2 separate regions of the Homo sapiens genome follow, and region 2 is linked to region 1. Evidence: read pairs that join two places in POLR2A ChIA-PET (ENCODE). Cell type or tissue: Caco-2. All regions are shown on one strand.

Region 1 (8,000 bases):
TCTCAACAAAAAATTAAAAAATTATCCAGGTGTGATGGCATGTGCCTGTAGCCCTAGCTACTTGGGAAGCTGAGGCAGGAGGATCACTTGAGCCCAAGAGTTCCAGCCAGCAGTGAGCATGATGGTGCCACTGTGCTCTAGTCTGGGCAACAGAGTGAGGCCCTGTCTCTCTCTTTTTTTTTTCTTTGAGACGGAGTCTCGCTCTGTCACCCAGGCTGGAGTGCAGTGGTGCGATCTCAGCTCACCGCAACCTCTGCCTCCCGGGTTCAAGCTATTCTCCTCCCTCAGCCTCCCAAGTAACTGACACTATAGGCCTGTGCCACCACACCTGGCTAATTTTTGTATTTTCAGTAGAGATGGATTTTCACCATGTTGGCCAGGCTGGTCTCAAACTCCTTACCTCAAGTGATCTGCCCACCTTGGCCTCCCAAAGTGTTCGGATTACAGACGTGAGCCACCATACCCGGCTGACCCTATTTCTAAAAAAATAAATAAATAAACAAATATTGGGTACTGGGCTTAGTACCTAGGTGATGAAATAATCTGTACAACAAAACCCCGTGACACAAGTTTACCTATATAACAAACCTGCACATGTACCCCTGAACCTAAAAGTTAAAAAAAGGAATAATACTTTGTGACATATGAAAATTACATGAAATTCAAATGTCCGTGTCCATAAATAAAATTTTGTTGGAACACAGTCATGCTCATTCATTTACATCTATGGCTGCTTCCAGAGTAGGTATGACAGAGACCTTATGGCCCTCAAAGGCTAAAATATTTACCACCTGACCTTCTATAGAAAAAGGTGGCTGGGCCGGGCACAGTGGGTCGTGCCTGTAATCCCAGCACTTTAGGAGGCTAAGGCGGGTGGATCACCTGAGGTTAGGAGTTCAAGACCAGCCTGGCCAACATAGTGAAACCCTATCTCCACTAAAAGTACAAAAATTAGCTGGGCGCAGTGGCGGGCACCTGTAATCCCAGCTACTCCGAAGGCTGAGGCAGGAGAATCACTTGAACCCAGGAGGCGGAGGTTGCAGTGAGCCAAGATCGCACCATTGGACTCCAGCCTGGGTGACAGGAGCGAAACTCTGTCTCAAAAAAGAAAAGAGAAGAAAAAGGTGGCTGACCCCTTCTCTAAACTGTGTTCTAACTCCCCTCTCACTCTAGACATTCTTTTTATCATCCCCATGGCCCAGATGCAGAGAGGTTAGATCACCTGCCAGGGAAACCCATCTTGGGGTGGTAGCAGGCGGGCTGGCTCCAGTTCACTCCCTCCAGGAAACACCCTATGTGAGGCTCTCTGAGGTGGTAGACATGGCATTGCTTTGCAAACTGCAGAGAAGTTTACAAATGCTAGATCTGTACCTCCCTTTCCTCCTGGTAGGCATCAGTGACTGAATCTACACTCACTCCCCAGATCAAAATGCCCCAACACCCTACACATACCACACCCAGCCCAAAGACCTCCTGATATGATTAATTAGCACTTTTTCTACAAGCTTCTACTTCGGAAGGAGAGGGTTGAGTCTACCATACTCTCCGTTCATGGCCTGTTGTCATAACTGGTCTGTGTAGTGCCCTGCTCTTGGTTTCATTCATTCATACATTCCCTTTTTTTTTTTTTTTTTTTTTGAGACAGGGTCTTCTCTGTCACCCAGGCTGGAGTGAACTGGTGAGATCAGAGTTCACTGCAGCCTTGACCTCATGGGCTCAAGCAATCCTCTCACCTCAGCCTCCTAACTTGCTGGGACTACAAGGACATGCCACTGTAATTTTTTTCATTTTTTTGTAGAGATGGGGTCTCACTGTGTTGTCCAGGCTGGTCTTGAACTCCTGGGCTCAAGCGATCACCCCACCTCAGCATCCCAAAGTGCTGGGATTATAGGCATGAGCCACTGCACCCAATCTGTTTGCTGAGTTCTTTCAGGATGGGTAGTTATTTCGTAGGCATGGGGTTTATTTACATAAATAGCATTGTGTTATATATTTTGTTTCCTACAATTTTTTTCCTCTACAACATTTGTTTGCTCTTTCCTTTCCTGTTGAGGTATAACATATATACGGTAAAGTGAGTAATGTGCACTGATCTGAAATATGAAACTCGATTTTTAGCCTACATATACATCTGTGTAATCATCACCGAGATCAAAATATAGAACATTTCCAGTACCCCAGCCAAGTTTCCCTTGTGTCCCTTCACAGTCAATAAACTGCCCCCTTCCCTGCCTGAGGTACCCACTCTTCCAGCTCCCATCTCCACCCATTCATTGAATTTTTTCTTGAACTTCCTCTGCATGGAATCGTACCTGTCTTTCATGTCTTGCTTCTTTTGCTCAACTTGTCTGGGAGACTCCCCTATGTCGTTGCGGGTAGAGAGAATTTGTATTTTTTGCTGTTGCGGAGCACTACGTTTTTGAGATCTATCGCGGGGCTCTGTGTACAGGCGTCAGTGCTTCTTGCTGCTACCTGGCGCCCCTTGGTGCTTCCACCCACTTGACCTTTCCACTCTCCCAGTGAGGGACACCCAGGGTGCCTCCTATGAGGCTGCTCTGATCATCCTCATCCACATCTCCTTATGGAGCCGTGTGAACATTTCACTGGATGAATACCTAGGAAAAGAATCTTTTGGGCACAGGGAATTGACTGCCCCAGCAACTGACAAACTGCTGAAATTGACTAGCTCTTTTCCATGTCTACCAAGGCAGGAGCAGGGAGAAGGGAAGAAGAGCTGCTGCTTTGGTGATCCTCCTCTGACCCCACTCTCCCCTCCCCCTTGCCCTCCAGGAAAACCTTTCAGCTCCCCCACCTCTTCTTCTTGCAGGACCCAACTAAGCGCTTTGCTTCCTGAATGTCGCTGCCTCCGCAGCAGCCCGCACCATCCTGCTGCATTATAACAGGACGATAATCAATGAACTGCTAACTCTATTGCAATAAAGGAGCGAGCCCAACCTTATATAATTCTTTTTAATTGTTTTCTCACATTACAAGGTTTTTTTTTTTTTTTGGCTAAACTTATTCCGCCGTAAGTTATGTCGTTTAATTTCTCAAAGTGCTAATAATTTAATTGCTTCCTTCCTGCAGACAAAGTGCCTGAACTGTCCTCCCTCCCCGGCACGGAGATTATAAAACGGAGTTGGCAGGAATACCTAAGAGGAGAGTCTTTTTGGCGGCAGGATTTGATGGGAAGCAGCTTTCTCAGAAGTCAGTGTGTGAGGCTGGGAACCTGGCTTGGGACTTCAAAGGGGCATGGGGCCCAGCCAAGCCTGCCTAACTCGAGAGGGTTTATGATAATCACAGGGGAGGGGAAAGGGAAGAGCTGAGATTAGAGAGGCTGGACGAGGGTGGGGAACACTAAACATGGAGCTTCCCGTCCTGAAAGGCTGTCAGGGAAGCTGGGCTCCATCTGCAGCAGAGGGATTTAGATCAGACTGGTAGGCGGAGTGGGGGCATTCCTGAGAGTCAGGACTTCGAGATGCTGACTGGACCCGGGACAGGGTGGGGAGGTAACATCTGATAACAGGAACTAGCCTTTATTGATCCCTTACTGAAAGCCTGAGCTTCCCTAGAGCATCTCAATTTACCTGCACACCCAGGTCTCTGAGGCAGGTACTACTAGTATTGCCGTTTTACAGATGAGGAAACTGAGGCATAGAAAGGTTCCAGGCCCCATAGCTTGTTGGTGAATGATGAGTTGAGTGATGGCATCACATCTTATGTGGCAAAAGGGGGACAGGATCAGGGATGAGCGACTCTTGAAGATTCCAAGGCAGTGACCTCCTTCCTCTTGCCTAGGGTCTGATTCAGTCAGAATTGCTTTAACCTACCCATGCTCCGCCACCCTGCCCCCGACCCCAGTGACTCCCATGATCTATAGGATATAATACAAGCTCCTAAACAAGGTCTTCAAAATGCTCACACTCCCTAGCCTGAGGGTAGGAATTTTGAGGACTACCCCCAAATTTGTCTCTCCCCTAGGATTTCCTTTCTGGCTCCTACACCTTGGCAAATGCTGCTTCTTTAAACCTGGAACCTTCTCCCCTCTCCTAGGAAGAAATTTCATTCATCCCATGAGGACTGGCTCAAATGCTGCCTCCCCACTTCCCCAAGCAGAGCCCCTCTCTCAAATCCCTGGGACACTCAGAGCACACCTCTGCTGGAGAGAGATCTGATTTGCAGGGTTGCTGGCCTGAGCTTACTCATTGACTCCCCTTGCTATTCACTAGCTCTGTGACTTTGGGAAACTTTCTTTTCTTTCTTTTTTTTTTTTTTTTTTTTGAGAAGGAGTTTCGCTCTTGTTGCCCAGGCTGAAGTGCAATGGTGCCATCTCAGCTCACCACAACCTCCGCCTCCCAGGTTCAAGCGATTCTTCTGCCTCAGCCTCCCGAGTAGCTGGGACTATAAGCATGCGCCACCACGCCTGGCGAATTTTGTATTTTTAGTAGAGACAGGGTTTCTCCATGTTGGCCAGGATGGTCTCGAACTCCTGACCTCAGTTTATTCACCCACCTCGGCCTCCCAAAGTGCTGGGATTACAGGCGTGAGCCACTGCGCCCAGACACTTAGAAACTTTCTAACAGAGAAGTTAGAAAGAAACTTCTCTACGCTGTACACATATATGATGTGGAATAAATGAGTAGCACATGCAAAACATTTAGCCTGGCACATGATGAACGATGAAAGATTTGCTGTTGTTCTTGACTGTCGTTGACCCTGTATTCTCATCTCCTAACACAGTGCCTGGCATGTAGCAATTGCTCAATAAATGAATAAAATGGAAATAATTACTAACTACCTCCTCCCTCTACCCCAGCCCCAGGAATATTCCTGTTTGGAACCCTAGTTGAAACCCCAGGTATAACACCTATTTGCAGTTTCCATTACCCTGGTATTTCCACTGGAAGGCAGGGGCCCAAGGGTTCTGTCTAAATTAAGGCCCTATCCTCCTCCTCACCTGACCCCAAAGGTTCGGCCACAGAGGGCATCTTGAATCAACAGCCACTAGGCATAGAGAAGCCAGAGCTTCACCACCAGCAATCCCTTTCTTTCTTAACTTCCTTTCTCTGACTTTAGCTGTCATCTCTGTTATCAGGAACTAGGATTCCTCAACTGAGCCTCTGCCTCCTTGCCCTGCGCCTCTGGACATGGGTGTCTGGGTCAGACCTCAGGTCTCCTGTTTTCAGTCCATTGAATCTACTGATACACTAGACAGAAGTTCACAGGCATTCAAGCTCCAACTGCCATTCTTGGCTGTGTGAGTCAGGCAAGTCACTTAACCTTTCTGAGCCTCCAGGTTTTGGTACAATAATATAGAGGGCTGGGTGAGACTCCATGGTGCAAAGCTGCACAGAGACGATTCTGTTGGGCTCCCTTCCCTGTAGCAGCGGCCTGCCCTGGGAGAGGGAATAGAGCAGGGTCAAAGCTGAATGACTTGAGGTCTCCAGAGTTTGAGATCCTGAGGGGACCAGCGAAGAGGGGTGGGCTACAGAGCCCTGGAGAAGTGAGTGACTTGGAGGCATGAGCAGACACCCTCCTACCATGGGACAAGCAGGGCACTAGGAGTGTGACTCAAAGCTGCCGTGGTTCTCCCTCACATGCAGTTGCTGAAATTGGGTTGGGCAAAAAGAACAACTCACTCCCCCAGCCCTGTCTGAGCAGAGAAAGTAAGCTTTGTAACTCCCAGAGGGGGGCCAGCAGGACCCAAGGTCACAAATGCCCCCTTCCTCTACCCCCAGGAGACCCACATATACCAGTGATCCCTCTGCACGAGGTCATGGTTCTGAAGTCTCCATCCTCAGTAGAGAGCAGCAGAGACCAAGTGAGGGTCTAGCACCTAGAATGATGGAACTTCCAGGACAAGCCAGCACTAAGCAGGGCAGGAACTCAGAGCCTCTGTGGGCTAGAACGGGAACACCTCCAGGAGTGGCTTCCTCTGCCCTCCTGTTGATATGTACCTATCCTGGGTTGCCTTTAGTGCTTAAACCTCAGTTATGAAAAATGTTATTATTATAACAGCACAGTGCCACCTCCCACCCACCTCCCCGACTAAACAGGAAGTGTCTGGCAGGTAGAGGCCTGTTTTGCACCCCTGTGGACAAACCCCTTCCCCCAGCACCCACTCACTCATTCCTTCACTCACAAACATTTATTAAGCACTGATGTAGTTGCCAGGAGGCCTAAGGCTTATCCTTTAGGGATGTCAGCTGCTAAATCTCCAGAACTTTGGCCTCCCAGGTTCCCAAAGGTAAAATTTCCTCCACTCCATCCCAGAAGGGAGGATGGGGTCCAGCTAGGACCTCTAAGGAGAAGCCACCAGCTTCATGCTTGCAAAGGAAAACCACTTCCCCCTTTTTCTTTCCTCAGTTCCAGGGGTGTGATGGCCCCATGGAAAATTCACAGGCAGGTCTTGGAATCTCTACCAGGGAGATAGCCCAGGCTCCACTCAGGGAAAGCCTTGCCACCGAGACCAGGCCTGCATCCAGGAAAACGTGTCCAAGGCCACTGATGTACAAAAGCTTAGGCAACCAGACACTCTGACCTACCAGGGCCTCTCACGCTAGCCTGGAATTACTCTCAGCTTCGTGGCCAGCCGGCAAAGACATCAGGCCTGGGGCCACAGAGCCAAGATTCCAAAGAGAAAATTCCAAGGCAAATATCTCAAGGGTTTCCAAGGACTATCTCCCCACTTCCCAAAACTCCCTTCCACCGCACCCTAGAGTCTTCCCCCTCCCCTAATTTAACCTTGTGCTTCCCAGACTCCTGCCCTTGGTCCTGATATTCCCTAAGCCCGGAATATCCTCCCTCTAGCCCCACACCCAAATCCTACCCACCTCAATGCTAGCTCCAATGCCACCTCCTCCAAGAAGTCTTCTCTGATCCTCTCAGTGAGGAGGGTCTCTATCTCTCCTTTAAATACCAAAGTCCAGGCCTCTTCTGTGGCTGTGGACAGGTATTTGGCTTCTGAAAGCAAACAAGCCTGGGTTCACAGGCTAGCTCTACCCCTTCCCAGCAGGGCAACCTTAGGCAAGTTCCCTTCCTGCTTCCTGCTGGGCTGCCCTTGCCCCTGCCTTGCCCAGAGACACTTGACCACCTCCCTTGGGCTGCCCAACCTTCAACGTGGATTCCTAGTATTTGTGAATTAGGTTCTCTGCCTGCGAACTTTTTCTGTTCAGGGCCAGAGAGTAAATATTTTAGGCTTTTCAAGCCATACTGTGGCTCTTGCAAATATTAAACTGTCCTGTTGTAACACAAAGCAACCTAAAATAGTAAGTAAGCATGGCTGTGTCCTAATAAAACTATCTCTGCACACTAAAATTTGAATTTGTCGGCCAGGAGCAGTGGCTCATTCCTGTGATCCTAGCACTTTGGGAAGCCAAGGCAGGCGGATTGCCTGAACACGAGTTGGAGACCAGCCTGGGTAATGTGGCAAAACCCCATCTCTACTAAAAATACAAAAAATTAGCCAGGCGTGGTGGCATGCACCTGTAGTCCCAGCTTCTCAGGAGACTGAGGCATAAGAATCGCTTGAACCCGGGAGGCAGAGGTTGTAGTGAGCTGAGATCACGCCAATGCACTCCAGCCTGGGTGACAGAGTGAAACTCCAAAAAGAAAAAAAAATGAATTTCTCATATATTCACATGTCAAAAAATATTGTGTTTAAAAAATGTTTTTTCAGTCATTGAAAAAAAGCACTTTGTAGCTTACAGGCCATACATGTCCTTCCATATCTCTCCTGAGAGCACTCCTTGGCTGTGAACTCAGTTCCAGAGGCTGAACAAAGCTACTCCCTCTGATTCAGCTTCAGCAGGGAGTTTGCAAAGCCCTGACTGTTCCAGGGGCAGGCTTGGGTGCCACAGGGAGCACAGAAGTGAGGCACCCAGCCTGCTCTCTAGGAACTTCTAATCCAGTGGGGAGACTCAAGCCAGATCCACAGTGGGGAGACTCAAGCCAGATCCACAGAGGATTTCATAGTAACACAAGGTTGGGGAAGATGAGCA
Region 2 (8,000 bases), 160 kb before region 1:
GGCCTTGGGTTTTACCAATGGCTACAGCGGGTGGTTTAATTAATAAATGTCCACTGCTTGTCATTTATCATTAGCAAAACAGGAGGGGTTGGAGGTGGGGGCAGCCAAGAGGGCAGGGAAGCTTTCTCCAAACAAGGTGCACCGATAAATTAAAGCTTTATCCATCAGTCTCACAGGCTGGCTGCTGTTGTACAGCCCCACGTTACTTTCCTCTGGTTCAGAGGCCAATCTCATGTTTCTGAAGGGCTTTGCAGCAGCTGTAGGGGGTTTCATCTATGACTGTGTTTCCCTTGTCAAATCTCAGCAAAGGACTGTGTTGCATGGTATGGAGGAGAGAGAGCAGCATGTGCCCAGGGGACTGGTTCCCATCGGGGTCTCAAACTGAAACTCTATGGTGGATCCAGCCTGAGGCTAGATTTTTGTTTGGCTACAATGGCATTTGACAAATTGGAAATTTTTACATAAAAATTCAAGTTTCTGGCTTCTATTGAAAAAGCAAGGCGAGGCAAAACCAAACCCTCTTTTTCAGTATGGCAACAAGCAGCTGATGGCCAGCTTAGGCAGGCAGGGCAGCCATGTGAGGTTGTGTGAGTTGTGCACTGCACAAAAGCACCTAGCAGAAGGTGCAAATGGAGGCTGAATCCAGGCCAGGCTGTCTTTCCAGCAGAAGCCCTGTAGGCAGGATGCAGGCCTTCCACTTCCCCACCACCGCTGACAATCCCTGCTACTTTACTCACCTACTCCATTCATTTACGTTACCTATCTGAGCTTGGTAAGCACTTGGTGTTTTCATTCCTAGTATACAATCAGGGCACTATTTCGTCTTCTCTATGTGAGAAATGCCTCTTCAACCTTCAAGGCTCAGCTCAACTCATAGAAGCTCCCTGGTGGTACCCTCCTCTGTATTTTCTCAACAGCAACCCACACTGCTATTATAGCACTCGGCACACCCTTGTGCTCTAATTTGTTAGCGGATCCTGTTTCCTGCAGACTTTGAGCCCCTTGAAGATAGATCCTACCATTTCTACTTTTCCTCTGCCTGGCACATAATGGGCACTAAATCAGTAGGGCTGAATGAATGGGTTTATGGCCAAGTGTGCCCCAGGCAAGGGAGGCCTCCAAGAGGCTGCCTAAAATCCTAAGCCAGGAAGGTCAGGAAAGGGTGATAAAAGGTTTTAACTTTGGGGTTTTGAAAGACCCTAGACTCCTAGGTTTCTTCTCTTGGACACTCTATGGGGCACTTAAAATCCTGAGTCATGCTGATTTTGGGATTTCCTCTGACCAGAAAGCTGAGTGTTTAAGACTTTTCACATTCGCTTGTTTTGTTGCAAGGAGCTAGTAAGAGCTCAGCCTGGCCTCTCCCAAAACCACTCATAAAGGAGCAGCAGACATGGTGCAGCCAACAGAGACTTCAGGGAACAAGGATGGCTGTGACTTGTGCAGAGCAATTCTGGGATCCTGGAACCTGAAATACATCTCCTCCCCAGAAATTTAGCCTGAAATTTCTTTAACCAAGATCAAAAGGTGAACCTTGCTTCTAATAATCACAGAGGACTGAATGTGTTCTGCGAAGGAGAGCCACACTGGTCTAAATTATTTCCAACTAACGTGTAAATGACTGATAGAGGTTTTTGGTTTTTTTGTTTTGTTTTTGTTGATTTTTTTTTTTTCCTAAATGCTAGTTTGGTGAGAAGGTAAAAAGAGTTATAAAAGTGCAACACCAAGGCGGGTGGATCGCGAGGTCAGGAGTTCGATACCAGCCTGGCCAACATGGTGAAACCCCATCTCTACTAAAAGTACAAAGAATTAGCTGGGCGTGGAGGCGCGCCCCCGTAATCCCAGCTCCTCGGAGGCTGAAGCAGGAGAATCGCTTGAACCCGGGAGGCGGAGGTTGCAGCGAGCCGAGATCGCGCCATTGCACTCCAGCCTGGGTGACAGAGCGAGACTCCGTCTCAAAAAAAAAAAAAAAAAAAAAAAAAAAAAAAAAAGCAACAAGCCCTCTCGCCTAGTCTCTCCTTTGTCGTCCAGACCCTCGCGGCCGCGGGCGTTCGTGGTTCGTCCCCTCCGCCCCCTCCGTCCCCTCCGCCCTTTCCGCCGCGCTGACTCGCCGCTTCCTCCTGGGCTCCATCGCCCCAAACCCGGGACTGCACTTCCCGGCAGACGCCGCGGCCAATGAGGGAGGGGCTGAGGATTTGGCGGCGGCGGCGCCCCGAGAGTCGGGGTGACGGGGCTTTGTGCGCTGAGGCGGAGGCTGCCAGCACGGAGGCGGAGGCCCAGGGGCTGTGCACAGGTCACCGCGGAGAGACGTGCGATTTCCCAGCCGAGCGCCGAGGACCCTGCTGCCCAGGCCAGGCTGCCAGCCGTAGGCTCCTCTCTGGCGGCAGCGGGGGCGCGGCGACACCCGTCTCTCGGCCTCCCCTTCCCACCCCACCTCCGGAGCCTTCCTCCTGCCGCAGCACGCCTGGCCTGGTCCGGCTGTGGCCCTCCTCGATCTCCGTGTCCCTCCTGTGATCGCATTGAGACGGCCGGGCGGTTAGAACGGGACAAACTGAAGGCCCGATGAGAGAAAGGGAAAGTTAAGAATGCTGGAGCAGAACAATGGATTTCTCTTTCTCTTTCATGCAAGGGATCACGGGAAACACAGTTCAACAACCACCTCAACTCACTGACTCCGCCAGCATCCGTCAGGAGGATGCCTTTGATAACAAAATTGACATTGCTGAAGATGGTGGCCAGACACCATACGAAGCTACCTTGCAGCAAAGCTTTCAATACTCACCTACAACAGATCTTCCTCCACTCACAAATGGCTACCTGCCATCAATCAGCATGTATGAAATTCAAACCAAATACCAGTCGCATAATCAATATCCTAATGGGTCAGCCAATGACTTTGGCGCAGCTAGAAACTTTAGCCCCACTGACTATTACCATTCAGAAATTCTAAACAGAAGACCACATTAAATTCTAGAAAACCCTTCCCCTCCACAGCCACCACTTCGGTACCACAAACTGTGATTCCAAAGAAGAGTGGCTCACCTGAAGTTAAACTAAAAATAACCAAAACTATCCAGAATGGCAGGGAATTGTTCAAGTCTTCCCTTTGTGGAGACCTTTTAAATGAAGTACAGGCAAGTGAGCACACGAAGTCAAAGCATGAAAGCAGAAAAGAAAAGAGGAAAAAACCCAAAAAGCATGACTCATCAAGATCTGAAGAGCGCAAGTCACACAAAATCCCCAAATTAGAACCAGAGGAACAAAATAGACCAAATGAGAGGGTTCACACCATATCAGAAAAACCAAGGGAAGATCCAGTACTAAAAGAGGAAGCCCCAGTTCAGCCAATACTATCTTCTGTTCCAACAACAGAAGTGTCCACTGGTGTTAAGTTTCAAGTTGGTGATCTTGTGTGGTCCAAGGTGGGAACCTATCCGTGCTGGCCTTGTATGGATTGAAGTGATCCCCAGCTGGAGGTTCATACCAAAATTAACACAGGAGGTGCCCGAAAATATCATGTCCAGTGTTTTAGCAAACAGCCAGAGAGGGTGTGGGTTCATGAAAAATGGGTACAGGAGTATAAAGGTCATAAGCGGTATGAAGAATTACTGGCTGAGGCAACCAAACAAGCCAGCAATCACTCTGAGAAACAAAAGATTTGGAAACCCTGACCTCAGAGAGAACATGCTCAATGGGATTTTGGCATTGCCCATGCAGAGAAAGCATTGAAAATGACTTGAGAAGAAAGAATAGAACAGTATACTTTTATCTATATTGATTAACAGCCTGAAGAGGGTTTATCCCAAGCAAAAAAGAATGTTGGGGCCGGGCGCGGTGGCTCACGTCTGTAATCCCAGCACTTTGGGAGGCCCAGGCGGGCGGATCACAAGGTCAGGAGATTGAGACCATCCTGGCTAACACGGTGAAACCCCGTCTCTACTAAAAAAATACAAAAAAATTAGCCGGGCATGGTGGTGGGCGCCTGTAATCCCAGGTACTTGGGAGGCTGAGGCAGGAGAATGGCATGAACCGGAGATCGCACCACTGCATTCCAGCCTGGGCGACAGAGCGAGACTCCATCTAAAAAAAAAAAAAAAAAGAATGTTGTCTCCAAAGCCGAAGTTAAAAAAACCTGATGACCAAGATCTGTGCTTTAAACTCAGCCAGAACAGATCAATGCAGGGGAGGTGGCCTCCTCACTCTCAAGTACTGACATTTGGAGACACAGCCCGAGGCAGCACACAAGCGCGGACGAGGAAGAGCCACCTCCTGTTAAAATAGCCTGGAAAACTGTGGCAGCAAGGAAATCCTACCAGCTTCCATTACAATGCACAAAGGGAGCCTGGATTTGCAGAAGTGTAACATGTCTCCAGCTGTGAAAATTGAAGAAGTGTTTGCTCTTCAGAATGCTACAGAGGATGGGAAATTAATTTGTTTATTCAACAAAGGGAATTGGTAACAAAACAGAAATAAGTGTCAGGGGGCAAGACAGGCTTATAATTTCTAAACCAAACCAGAGAAATGAAAAGCCAATGCAGAATATATCATCTCTTGAAGCAACATCTGGTTCTACAGGCTCAGTAGAAAAGAAGCAACAGAGAAGATCAATTAGAACTTGTTCTGAATCAGAGAAGTCCACTGAGGTTGTGCCAAAGAAGAAGATAAAAAAGGAGCAGGTTGAAATAGTTCCTCAGGCTACAGTGAAGACTGGATTACAGAAAGGGTCGGCGGACTGGGGAGTGCAGGGCTCTGTCAGATTCAGTGACAGCTCCATCTCCACAGCGATTGAGGAAACTGTAGACTGAGATTCCTGTACAATTTCATCCCAGAAAATCCAGACTTGTAGTCTCCATGCAAGATTTCTTTTTCTGTCGGCAGCTTGATAAACAGTTTATTTGTTTTAGATTTTGATTTTGCCAGTCATCATTATTGGCATTTTCCTGCCTGGTTTCTTCTTGAAGACTCTGAACGATTGCTTTAACATTCAAATGATTTTTTTTTTTTTCAGTTTGAGCTGGATGGGTACAGCTTAAATCATGGGTCCAGCCTAAAAACCACCATTTAACTTACACTGATCAGTTTCAACACGACATGGAATGGACTGTTTTTGGTTTTTTGTTTTTATTTTTTATTTATTTGTGGTGTTTTTTTGTTTGAGATGGAGTCTCGCTCTGTCACCCAGGCTGGAGTGCAGTGGCCCAATCTCGGCTCACTGCAACCTCTGCCTCCCGGGTTCAAGTGATTCTCCTGCCTCAGCCTCCTGAGTAGCTGGAATTACAGGCATGTGCCACGCCCGGCTGATTTTTTTTTTTTTTTTTTTTTGTATTTTTAGTACAGACTGGGTTTCACCATGTTGGTCTGGATGGTCTTGATCTCCTGACCTTGTGATCCGCCCACCTCAGCCTCCCAAAGTGCTGGGATTACAGGCATAAGCCACCGCGCCTGGCCAAGTTTTTTGTTTTTAAATAAAGCATCATTAATGCACCTCTGACAAAAATAAATAAATAAATAAAGCAGCAAATTCTGAAAGGGAGCCCCGCAATGGGGAAAGAGGTGCCCAAAGGGAAGTGTGGAGTTTAGGAAAGACCAAAGTTAGCTCAGGATTTCCCCTGGAGCCTGGGAGCGGGGGAATTGTATTGAGATAAAGGAGCACCAGGCCCATCTGTCTGGAGCTGACACGGAGACCTCTGAGTAATGATTTCAAGGAGGAAGAGCAGGCAAGACCCACTGAGGGTACCAGAAACAGCAAAATTGGGTGGGTAGATACACCGTCTACCTGGACTGGAGTAGAAAAAGGGAGGATAAAGAAGACAGTATTCACCCCACACACATTTGCTGTGGACTTACTATGTGCAGGGGGCCATGCCCAGTACTGAGTTCAGTCTCCTGTTGGAAAAGTTTCATCAGAGCCTGACGGAGAGCAGATTTCCACAAGCCCATCAATAACACTTAATGTGCAGTGCATTTTGGGCTCAAACCCTGAAGGTGCCTCGAAAAGGCTTGTAAGCTGGGGGTACAGTCCCCTGCCTGAGGAAGGATACCACAGGCTGGGCATAGCTCCATTGGCCCTTCTCAGGGTGGCTTTCCAGACCCCATTATTTTAAATTGCAACGCCTAGCACTTCTGATCCCTTGTCCTATTTTTCTGAGCATCACTTACCCCTTTCTGACATATGTTTTATTTATCTATGTGTTTATTGTCTGTTTTCCCCAGTAGAATGCTTCTCCATAAGAGCAAGGGTTCTTTTTTTTTTTTTTTTTTCAAGGCAGAGTCTTGCTCTGTTGCCCAGGCTGGAGTGAAGTGGTGCGATCTCAGCTCACTGCCAGCTCCGCCTCCCAGGTTCAGTGTCCCGAGTAGCTGGGACTACAGGCGCCCACCACCACACCCGGCTAATTTTTTGTTTTCGTGTTTTTAGTAGAGATGGGTTTTCACCATGTTAGCTAGGATGGTCTCTATCTCCTGACCTCATGATCCGCCCACCTCGGCCTCCCAAAGTGCTGAGAATACTAGGTGTGAGCCACCACGCCCGGCCAGGTTCCTCTAAATCAACTTAATTGAGGGATCATTTACATATAATAAACTGTATCCATTTACCATTTAAAGTGTATAATTCTGAACTGTGGGATGTATGCGGATATATATACCTGTACAGCCACCACCACTACCACGATACTGAACATTTTCCACTACCCCCAAAGTTGCAGTCATCCCCATTTCTCCCATTTCCTACCCCACACTCACCCCAGGCAGCCACGGATCTGCTTCTTGTCACCATAGGCTAGAATTAACAGCAGGGATTTTTATCTGTTTTATTTCTCTGTCCCCAACACATCAGATGATGCCTGGCATATAATTGGCACTCAATACATCCTTGGTGAAAGACTGAATTAATGGATGGGAAATCAGATGATTAAGATCTGTCTTCGGGGCCGGGCGTGGTGGCTCACGCCTATAATCCCAGCACTTTGGGAGGCCGAGACAGACAGATCACCTAAGGTCGGGAGTTCAAGACCAGCCTGACCAACACAGAGAAACCCCGTCTCTACTAAAAATACAAAAGTAGCCAGGCATGGTGGCGCATGCCTGTAATCCCAGTTACTCGGGAGGCTGAGGCAGGAGAATCGCTTGAACCCAAGAGGCAGAGGCTGTGGTGAGCCAAGATCGTGCCATTGCACTCCAGCCTGGGCAACAAGAGCAAAATTCTGTCTCAAAAAAAAAAAAAAGATCTGTCTTCGGGCAGCTCAGAGCCCAGTGGAAGAGACAGGTGAAAACAATAGTTACAACCTCCACAGATCCTCTGCAGGAAGTGAGAGAGTGAGGATGCACATGATGGAACTGCAGAGTTTGAGTTCTTTGGCATCAGAGGGATTTGAGCTGAAGGACCAGCTCCACTTCTCACTACTTTACAATCTCACGTGAGCCCCTACATTCCTCTGAGTCTCTTTTCTCTTTTGTAAATCTTGTATAAGAGCAGTACCCACCAGAGAGTGCTGTTAAAGGATGTAATGGGATAACGCTTGCCAAAGGCATAGCACAGCACCTGGCACACAATCCATGCTCAACAAACCTTACCTACTGATATTCTTGGCCATTCGAAGAACATGGGGCTGGGCATGGTGGCTCATGCCTGTAATGCCAGCACTTTGGGAGGCCGAAGCGGGCAGATCTCCTGAGGTCAGGAGTTTGAGATAGCCTGGCCAACATGGTGAAATCCTATCTCTTCTAAAAATACAAAAATTAGCTAGGCGTGGTGGCAAGCACCTGTAATCCCAGCCATTTGGGAGGCTGAGGCAGGAGAATCGCTTGAACCAGGGAGGCAGAGATTGCAGTGAGCCCAGATCGCACCATTGCACTCCATCCTGGACTACATGAGCGAAACTCCATCTCAAAAAAAAAAAAAGGAAAAAAAAAAAAAGAACATGGTTGAAGACCAGCTCTATAATATGAGTAAGATCAGACTCTTGATTTTGTGAAGGCAAAGCCAGGGAAGAGAGGCAGAAGCT

Evidence for each region. Peaks named below come from ENCODE experiments on the same cell type or tissue, not always from the same donor. Only the 100,000 strongest peaks of a DNase experiment are listed, where the experiment ranks them.
Region 2: POLR2A ChIA-PET joins it to region 1 with 11 read pairs; 8 of 35 experiments call an interaction of 5 or more read pairs at or near these places.

The regions. Positions count from the first base shown.
Region 1 is chr17:43,558,245-43,566,244 of GRCh38, reverse strand. No RefSeq gene overlaps it. Among named protein-coding and RNA genes, the nearest start is that of ETV4, 16 kb to the right of the region's middle. In Caco-2, no CTCF peak of the experiment used is centred here; a DNase peak (open chromatin) is centred at 3,348.
Region 2 is chr17:43,715,035-43,723,034 of GRCh38, reverse strand. It overlaps the pseudogene WHSC1L2P. Among named protein-coding and RNA genes, the nearest start is that of SOST, 40 kb to the left of the region's middle. RefSeq lists silencers at 2,012-2,071, 2,222-2,331, 2,362-2,431 and an enhancer at 3,871-4,475. In Caco-2, no CTCF peak of the experiment used is centred here; DNase peaks (open chromatin) are centred at 2,224 and 4,209; H3K4me3 peaks cover 985 bases.